2 separate regions of the Homo sapiens genome follow, and region 1 is linked to region 2. Evidence: chromatin contacts called from ENCODE Hi-C or POLR2A ChIA-PET data. All regions are on one chromosome and are shown on one strand. The core of a region is the stretch at or near the end of the contact, and the rest is flanking DNA. Distances in the headings are between cores, read along the strand shown. Region 1 overlaps STARD13 (StAR related lipid transfer domain containing 13). Region 2 holds the start of STARD13 (StAR related lipid transfer domain containing 13).

Region 1 (4,589 bases), core at 1,478-3,977, 170 kb after region 2:
GACATCCCCCATAACCTTAGGCTGCCTGGTTCTTCTTCTCCAAGCACAGCCTCCATTTCCATAAACCCCAAGATTATGGAACAGGTGACGCTGGGTCTCCACATGAAGTCAATAGCAGGCATCCTGCAAAGCAAGTCCTGGGAGATTTGTAGGAAAAAGGAAGATGTACAGGCTTCCCCTCGAGAAGCTGGCCCTCTAGGAATGAGGTCAGAGGTCCCACCAGCTCAACACCACTCCCGGTGAATTGTGCAGCACTGGCATCATGGCCTGGCTGGCAGGGGTGGAGAAACGCAAGGCGAGGCTACTGTTCCCTAACCCAGTGGTTTTCAAACCATGTCCCACGGAGCCTTGGGCATCCTGAGAGTGGCTTCCCAAGCTGTCTGTCAGGGAGGATGGGCAAGAGGGATGCCAGGTTGACAGAGTCCTAATCACCAACTTCACCCAGAAGCCTTCTGAAAGCAGGTGAGTGGGTTGATTGCTCAGAATACAGAAAACCAGGATGGTGGTGCCCCTTTCTAAACCCTGCTTGGCCATCGAGAGCGTGGGATCCAAAGTTCAATTGCAAGGGTTGGGACTCAGCTCTGCCTCCCATGAGCTGCGAGGCCTCAGCAATTACTGACTTCTTTGTGCCTTTCCTGCTGTTCTGGTTGTTTTTGTTGATGATGACTCTGGGTGCGTGTTCACACGAGGAATGTGGAGCTTACACAGTGCTTCCCAGCTGGCTCTTTCTATGTCTGCTCCTCCAATGACCTGGCATCCACTTTTCCTCAGATGTCTCCAAAGAGCAGCGGCTGCAGGCCGTGCAGGCTGCCATCCTGCTACTGGCCGATGAGAACAGGGAGGTCCTGCAGACGCTCTTGTGTTTCCTGAACGACGTCGTCAACTTGGTGGAAGAGAATCAGATGACGCCCATGAACCTGGCAGTGTGTCTGGCCCCCTCCCTCTTTCATCTTAATTTATTGAAGAAAGAAAGCTCTCCACGGTGGGTTTTTTTTCTCAGTAACAACAGTAATCCCAAAGCAGGCATTCCCACAGTTCATAAGACTGGATGGATGGATGGATGGATAGATAGATACGAATGGATATATTGGTAGACAGATTATAGATAGATAGGTAGGTAGATAGATCAACGATAGGTAGATGATAGATTGATAGATAGTTGATACATAGATGATAGATGACAGCTAAATAGATAGATGATAAATAGATGGTAGATGATAAAGAGAGATAAATAGATGATTGATAGGTAGATAATAGAGATAGATAATAGATTATAGATAGATAAAATGTGTCTCATGCTACATTTCAACTTCAGGATTTGTCAACACTCTTTTCATAATCAGAAAATCTTGTGAGACACCCTAATTCACGGGGCTCAGATTCATAGAATTATTGAGCTAGCATTGAAGAATGCCAGCTGTGATCCAGAAAGCTTGAGTTTTATGTTGTCTGTGTGAGTGAGGAGGAAAACATACACAAAGTAGTATTTTACAATTTTTAAAAGGCTATATTTAAGACCAAAGCACAGGAGCTTGCAGTTAAGGGGTTTCAAACTTTGGAAAAACAGATTAATTTTGTCCCCTGCTGTTCTTCCTGCCCTTTAGTTTTCCAAGATTTTTCCTTGTGAACTGTCAGACTGTTAGCCTGATTCAGATATCTAAGATATGTGATCATTGTTTTTATTTGGAAACGCAAAAGCCTGGGATCTGGATAGCATCTGGGTATAAACAGAAAACAAAAGGGATGAGTTTGGTATTGTGACAAGCTCGTTGGTGTGGGATCTGCTTAGCACACTCACGTTCAATTACAGAGTCATACAGAAGAAATATGCCACTGGGAAGCCAGATCAAAAGGACCTCAACGAGAATCTGGCAGCAGCTCAGGGGCTAGCGCACATGATCATGGAATGCGACAGACTTTTTGAGGTGAGCAAAAGGCTCGAACCTCCGCCTCCCTAGTAGCTCTTGGAACTAGATAAGACGCTTGGGATTGTTGCTACATTTATGGTTTCTATCTGTTTGTTCCTGATTTTATGACAATAGTATATGTTATAGCTCTGGTGTTTGCTTCCAAGAAAGCTGAGGAGCTAGCTATACAATTGAGGCTTTGATAAAGACACTTGGGATTACCATACTGATGGTTTTTATGCAAACAGTGCATCACCTGCCATTATCAGGTTCAAGGCCAGTCAGCCAATTATGTTCTATTTGATTTTACCTTGGAGCTTGATTAGGTTAAACATCTGTGTGAGTGTGTGTATGATACTGAGGAATCTTTGTTGCTAAGAACCAATGACAGCTTATGAATACAGCCACAGATATGTAAAAGAAGTAAGTGAACCAGACTTGTGGCATACTTTTGTGATAGAATTGGCATTTGTCAATGGGAAAAGTGTGCTAAAAAAGTAAAGCTATTCCCAAGTCATGTTTGATGTTTCCCTTCACAAGTCTGTCTGTTTTAAGTCTTATTCATAGTGGGTAAAGTTGTCTGAGCCCATATTTTGCCAAACTGAATAAAAAGACAGTAAAGGTAAAATAAAAGGGAAGTGAAAATAATAAAGGGGAAGTCATTGCAATGTTTTGAATAATAAATACAGCCTCAGAAACATGTTTGTATTTCCTGACTTTAGGAAGGCCCCTCCCGGCCTTGGCAATGATCTTAGAAAAACATCTCTGGCCGTGTGGCCCTCGGCCCGTGGCTCAGAGCCGGGTTGTGGGTGAAATGGCTTTGCTTTCTTTGAGTCTCGGCGTTTCTTTGGCTCAGTGTGTTGCCCTTTCATGCATCCGTTGGTCTAGGTTCCACACGAGTTGGTGGCCCAGTCTCGTAACTCGTATGTGGAGGCTGAGATCCACGTGCCAACCCTGGAAGAATTGGGGACACAGCTGGAGGAGAGTGGGGCAACTTTCCACACTTACCTGAACCATCTCATCCAGGGCCTCCAGAAAGAAGCCAAGGAGAAGTTCAAAGGATGGGTCACGTGCTCCAGCACGGACAATACAGATCTTGCTTTCAAAAAGGTAATCTCAGAGGATGGAAAAAGATCACCCCCAGAAAGCCACAGCTAACAATCAGACATTTGTTTTTGCATTGAAAACAGCTGCTGTGTCCACAGGGCTTGGCACACACGCGGACAGTTAAGGCACATGAACCATTCAAAGAACTCAGTCCAGAGATCTGTTGCCTATAATCAGAGAGTAAACTATGGAGCCGGACAGCTGGATCCCGGTCCTGTCTCTCCCCCGTAGCTGTGTGATGTTGGGCAAGTCACACACCTCTCTGTGCCTCAGTTTTCCCATTTGCAAAATGGACATTGTAAGAGTACCACTGTCGGAGGAAGGCTAATTTACAAACCAAATGGCTTAGAATAGTTCCTGGCACACAGTAACCACTAGGTGTGTTGGTGATTATTATTTTTATCATCATTATTATTCTTTTAAGCTTAAGGACTAAAATGTTACAGCTGAGGTATGTAGTATCACTCTCAATTTACATAATCAGTGATGGTTTTTGAACACCCAGCAAGGTATGATAGCAAAACTAAAAGCCCAAACAAAAAATGTTGGACCCATATCCCAGACAACCTCTTCAGCTTCTGACGTTGTCTTTCCCAAGGTGGGCGACGGGAACCCGCTGAAGCTGTGGAAGGCTTCTGTGGAGGTGGAAGCACCCCCCTCAGTGGTCCTGAACCGCGTGCTGAGAGAGCGCCACCTGTGGGACGAGGACTTTGTGCAGTGGAAGGTTGTGGAAACTCTAGACAGGCAAACAGAGATCTACCAGTATGTGCTGAACAGCATGGCTCCCCATCCTTCCAGAGACTTTGTGGTTCTCAGGTGAGCCTGACTCTAGGGTTTATGATGTTCTGTTCCAAAGGCAGGACGCGAACTGTAGATGTGAGCACTTCTCCTGGTGTCTCCCACCAAAGTCCAGCCTCCACGGGGAACACTAAGCCGGCTCTTGTTTCCCTCAGTGACATCTGAGTTTTCTGTGTCGATGCCCGACTTCCTGTGTCTTTTCACCCAGCCTACAGCTCTGCCTGGGCTCTCTGATTGCCCCTCTCCTTGTGGAGCACACAGTTTATTAGGCCATAAATATTATTCATTTCCTCAGAGCAGACGGCCCAGAAAAGCTGCTGTTTGTCCGGTTGCACTTTCTGCCAAATTATGCAAATGGATCTGACTGGCTTTTCTTCTGATTTTGTTTTTCTCCCCTGGGAAAGTGTGTGTAACTCTCAAGACTGGAGTAGGTTTGACTTCAGAACTCATCTGTATAACTTCAGATGCTCATAGCTATTACTATGCTCAGAAACCTTGGCACTGCCCTGGAGGTCCAGAAAATCTTGTTGATTCTGTGTCTGCCAAGGAAATATTTCTTCTGATTGATGTAAGGGTTGAGTTCCAGACCCCTGTTCTTGGGGTTTGGAAGGGGATGCTCAACCAATGATAGAAAGTTTGCACAGTAGAGATGCAGTGTTGCATCAGCCAGAACAGAAATTGAGGGTGCTAAAGAACCTGAATAGAAGGTAATTAGATCAATATATCCTTTTTTATTGAAAATCTTGGCAAGCCTTGTCTCATGTCACAGATCAGCAG
Region 2 (4,330 bases), core at 178-2,677:
AACTTTTAATTTGGAAATAATGTAGAAATAATTTCTCATTATTAGACTATAAATTCCCAGCCAGGCTATGTTTCCGTCAGCCAAATGTAGAAGCAACTTGGTCATATACTTTTTGTATCAAAGAACTTTATTCTTTCAGCCCCAGGCTCAGAATTTGATAACATGTTTTCTGTGGACTTTTTCTCTTCACATCAAACAATGTTAAAGAAGAAAAACAGGGAAAATTATAATGACATATACATATATGTCACTCAGTGTGTGTATGTATATATATACACACATATATACACATATATATACACACATATATATATACACGTATATATATACACACACACTCAGATATGGCCAAACTGAATTACTAGCAGTTTGCTTAAACCATATACTCTGGTTCTGGATCTGCACACATGGGTACCTACAGTCTCTTGCAAAGCCCTCCCCAGCCTCTGCCTATCAGAATTCCCCCCATTTTAAAAAGCCTATCCAAATGTCTCTTTCTCTATCTGGCTTGCAATCATCACCCCAGTCAAAAATAATATTGCTCACCTAGCATTGTGTTTGCGTCCTTTTTGAGACATATATATGGCCTCATGTTAGAAGCTTTTGTATAACTTCTCAATGGGTCCTTAGCAGGTTGATGACAGTATCTTTGAAGTACCTTTGCAACTTCTGCAGTGATTCTTGTCTTAAATGATTCAGTGTCTTAAATGTGATAGGCACCTTCTAAGTATTTTACCTCTAGGTGATTAAAAATTGGGGAAGTAGAGAAATCAAAGAGGAAAGGATGCTTAATACGTAACGCGTGTGTACTTTGCCTCTCTGAGTCTTATCTGTAAGAGCCCTCCAATTCCCATCACGTGAGGGTCAGGATCTGTGGTGTATTCACTCCTGGTGTTAAAGCCCTTGAAGTTTATTTTTCACTGGAAAAGTTTTTATTTGAGTTGTTTCTTGATAATGAAGGTGGTGGCTTACGCTCAGCTGTTGATGCTTGTTTGAAGTAGTTTTTTTTTGTTGTGTTGTGTTTTTTAAATTTAAGAGATTTATCAGGTCCATCTTTTACCTGGCTGCTGCTGCCCTGTAGAAAGCGAAGGAGCTTTCTCTAACTTTGACAGGCTGAAAAGTTTCCTGAGCCCTGGACTTGTTTGTCTTCTACTTGTTTTGCCCTTCCCTCTCTCTTTTTCTTTCGACTCCTTTAGTGAGGGCTGCTTTTGGGTGCTTCGTCAGCTCTGAGGCACGTCAAATACGTGTATTTTGCTTTCAGCGTTGTGTGAGGGACCCTGGCGGCTGGAACTGCCTCTGGTCGGGGCTTAGGGCTGACTGCAAACGTTCCCATTTTCCTCTCTTCCTCTCATTGGTTCCCGAGGTCACGTGAGGGCCCCGGGGGTTGGAATTCTGAGTTGTGGCTTTGGCACTCCTCTTTCTTTTTAAAAATCGCTGGGTCTGTTGAGCTGTCCTGGGCTGGGTGCCTTGCTCTTTGACTGAGACTGGAGACAGACGGCAACAGCCACAGGCAGACTGAGGTGGCAATAGGAAATCTGCCGAGATGTTCAGTCAGGTGCCCAGGACCCCAGCCTCAGGCTGCTACTACCTAAATTCCATGACACCTGAGGGCCAGGAGATGTACTTGCGATTTGATCAGACTACAAGACGCTCTCCTTACAGGATGAGCCGGATTCTAGCACGCCATCAGCTAGTGACTAAAATTCAACAAGGTGAGTGGCCGGCAGTGGAAGGCTGTTGCTCATTCTGATTTCTGTTGGCTCTATTTCATGCTAACCCAGTTTTTTTTGTTTGTTTGTTTCCACTTTATAACATATGGATTTCTATGCCACACTACCCGTAACTTTGAAAAATAACTTTAGGCTGCAGTTTTCAGCAAACAGGACAGTCCTTAGCTGCCACATAGCTCAACATAAAGTGCACAAAAAACTTCACGGTGGGACAGTGAATCATAAATTCCCAAACTGACGTGTGTCTACAGAACAGATGAGAACTGTTACTCAGTGTGTATCTTAGGAGCTTTTCTGCAGTTTCCTCACACTCCGTCACATTTAAAATGTGGACACTTGTTTATTTCATTAGGGAGGAGGCGAGGGACTAATGTCCACCCTGCCCAGAGTATTTCGAATATCCTTAGTGAAGAGGAGGAAAGCAAGAATTCTGTTCTAAAGGCCACCAGGCTAAGCACTAGAATCGCATTCTCTTCCTGTTTGTATGTTTATGTCAGCAGTTGCCACAGATGTGTTAATATTGTTTTCCTGGTAGAGAATTAAGGTGTTCGTTCATCTCAAAACAAATCCCGTAACCTGCACACAAAACTCCAGCTTCCTAATGCAAAGAGAAGAGAATATTGATTATAAGCTGCTTGATATTCTTTTTATTCCCAGCCCCTCAAAATACCAGCCTGGAAGTCTGGACATTACTAAAATTTACCAGTCTCAAAAAAAAAAAAAATTTAAAACATGCTCCTTATAGGGTATATCAGTAGAAAGCAGAAAGACGAACATTCCTAAGAAGCCCCTAACACACACGTTTACAGTCAGTTAATGATCACCCTCCTCCTAGACTACAAAAAAGAAATTATTATATTGGTGCTAAATAAGTTAACCAGGAATTTTTAGAGCCGTTCCTAAGAAGCCCCTAACACACGTTGACAGTCAGTTAATGATCACCCTCCTCCTACACAACAAAAAAAGAAATTATTATATTGGTGCTAAATAAGTTAACCAGGAATTTTTAGAGCCATTATAAAAATACAGTTTCCACTTAAATAAATGAGTTTAAGATTATATTGAATATTAAAGAGGAAGTTGGGGTTTGTAATCATGAAAATCTTATTGTAATGTTTCCAGAAAGAACAATATGTATTCTAGCGGGCAGCATTTGATGAGATTGTTTCCTTGGAAATTAGGATTTGTTTGTAAAGGTTCAGGAACTAGTTATGTGTGAAGGATGCTGGTCCTTCCTACATGCTGGTCTGATTTCAGGAAGGATATTATGTCATTGCATAAACTCTGTGTCCAGGTCTTGATTGAATAGAAACAAAAGTAATTATTTCCCTGTGGCTAGATTTAAAAATACTTTAGGCTTAGAATAAAAACCAGCTCCACTTTGGTTTTAGAAATTTCTGACAATGGTGCCTTTCCAAATGCCATCATCTTTATGAACACCGAGGCTTAATGATGCGCTATCATCTACAAGATATAAATGTTCCTCAGCATGCATATCATATGAGAAATATTGCAGAGAACTAGCTGAAATTGCTTTGCAGACCTCCTTAGATGTATTTACAATAATTTATTTTATTTAAATATTATTTATGTTCTTTTTGGAATGAGGGTTATTTTTCCATTCAAGATTTGAAGTTGTGAACACATGCACTATCACTGAACGTGCCCTGTCACACAGACATATGGGCACCCTCAGTTTATGTTTCATTTTTGTCTAATTAGGTAATTTGAGAATTCCCTCTTTTTTATACTGGGCAATGGAGTGTTTGAAGTCAATGAATGCCTAACACTTAAAACTGACAGTTAAGATCACAGGGAAGCAATAAAGATTTCCAACAGTCTTGTGATTCAGAAATCATTATGTGTTAACATCATACAACTCTTTAGTAAGACAATGAGAAAGCAATGTGAAACAATTTTATTGAGTTTATTGTATTAGAAGATTGGTTTACTGTAATTTCAGAGAATGTGGATTAAACAGTTACAGCATACCAAAATCATTGTAGTTAATTTTTTTTATTATGCCCATTTTACAGATGAGAAAACAGAGGCACACAGATTTCAAGCATCTTATCCAAGGTCACCCAGTAGGAACTGATACTTGAATACAGCTTGACAGTCCATGCTCTGCAATACACTAGACTATTTTTTAGTTTTTATAATGAGTGCTAAAGTACTGAACCTATGATTGAGTTTCAGATTATATAATATACTAGAGACTTTTTAGACTTTTCTACTCAGGATACAGCAATACACTATATTATAGGACCAGAATTGGTCACTCATTATGAAATTTCCTGTCAGGTTATATTTCTCTAGTGGAAACAAAGTGCTACATGTTTTATTCTCTTTAACCAGTTACTACCCAATAACACAGGATGTCAAGTTATTTTACTAAAAGCTTTGTTTTCTTTTTGTTTTTGAGACAGAGTCTTACTCTGTCGCCGAGGCTGGAGTGCAGTGGTGTGATCATAGTTCACTGTAGCATTGACCTCCTGGGCTCAAGCGATCCTTCCACCTCAGCCTCCTCAGTAGCTGAGACTTACAGGAGTGTGCCACCATGCCTGGCTAATTTTTAAAACTTTTTTATAGAGACAGGG

What was found. A loop is a pair of places that touch in the nucleus more often than their neighbours do. ChIA-PET counts read pairs that join two places held with the same protein, here RNA polymerase II (POLR2A). Pooled maps may share reads with other maps.
Region 1: a loop to region 2 is called in a pooled map, with 2.9 times the contacts of the local background. The contact joins the enhancer-like site here to the promoter of STARD13 in region 2. A Hi-C loop is called at or near these places in 1 of 37 single-sample maps with no recorded cell type and 5 of 50 pooled maps. POLR2A ChIA-PET finds 5 or more read pairs at or near these places in 3 of 52 experiments (MCF 10A, OCI-LY7 and PC-3).

What each region holds. Positions count from the first base shown.
Region 1 is chr13:33,109,114-33,113,702 of GRCh38, reverse strand. It overlaps STARD13 (StAR related lipid transfer domain containing 13), which reads left to right. Exons shown (of 14, transcript NM_178006.4): 9 at 772-982; 10 at 1,811-1,925; 11 at 2,796-3,017; 12 at 3,613-3,830. Among named protein-coding and RNA genes, the nearest start is that of KL, 95 kb to the right of the region's middle. RefSeq lists enhancers at 3,874-3,963, 4,064-4,123. Within about 2 kb of position 2,727, at least 19 of the 41 ENCODE cell types and tissues checked have a DNase peak (open chromatin) inside an H3K27ac peak, as active enhancers do.
Region 2 is chr13:33,282,852-33,287,181 of GRCh38, reverse strand. It overlaps STARD13 (StAR related lipid transfer domain containing 13), which reads left to right and starts at 1,427. Exons shown (of 14, transcript NM_178006.4): 1 at 1,427-1,712. The coding sequence starts at 1,544. RefSeq lists enhancers at 1,125-1,254, 1,265-1,324.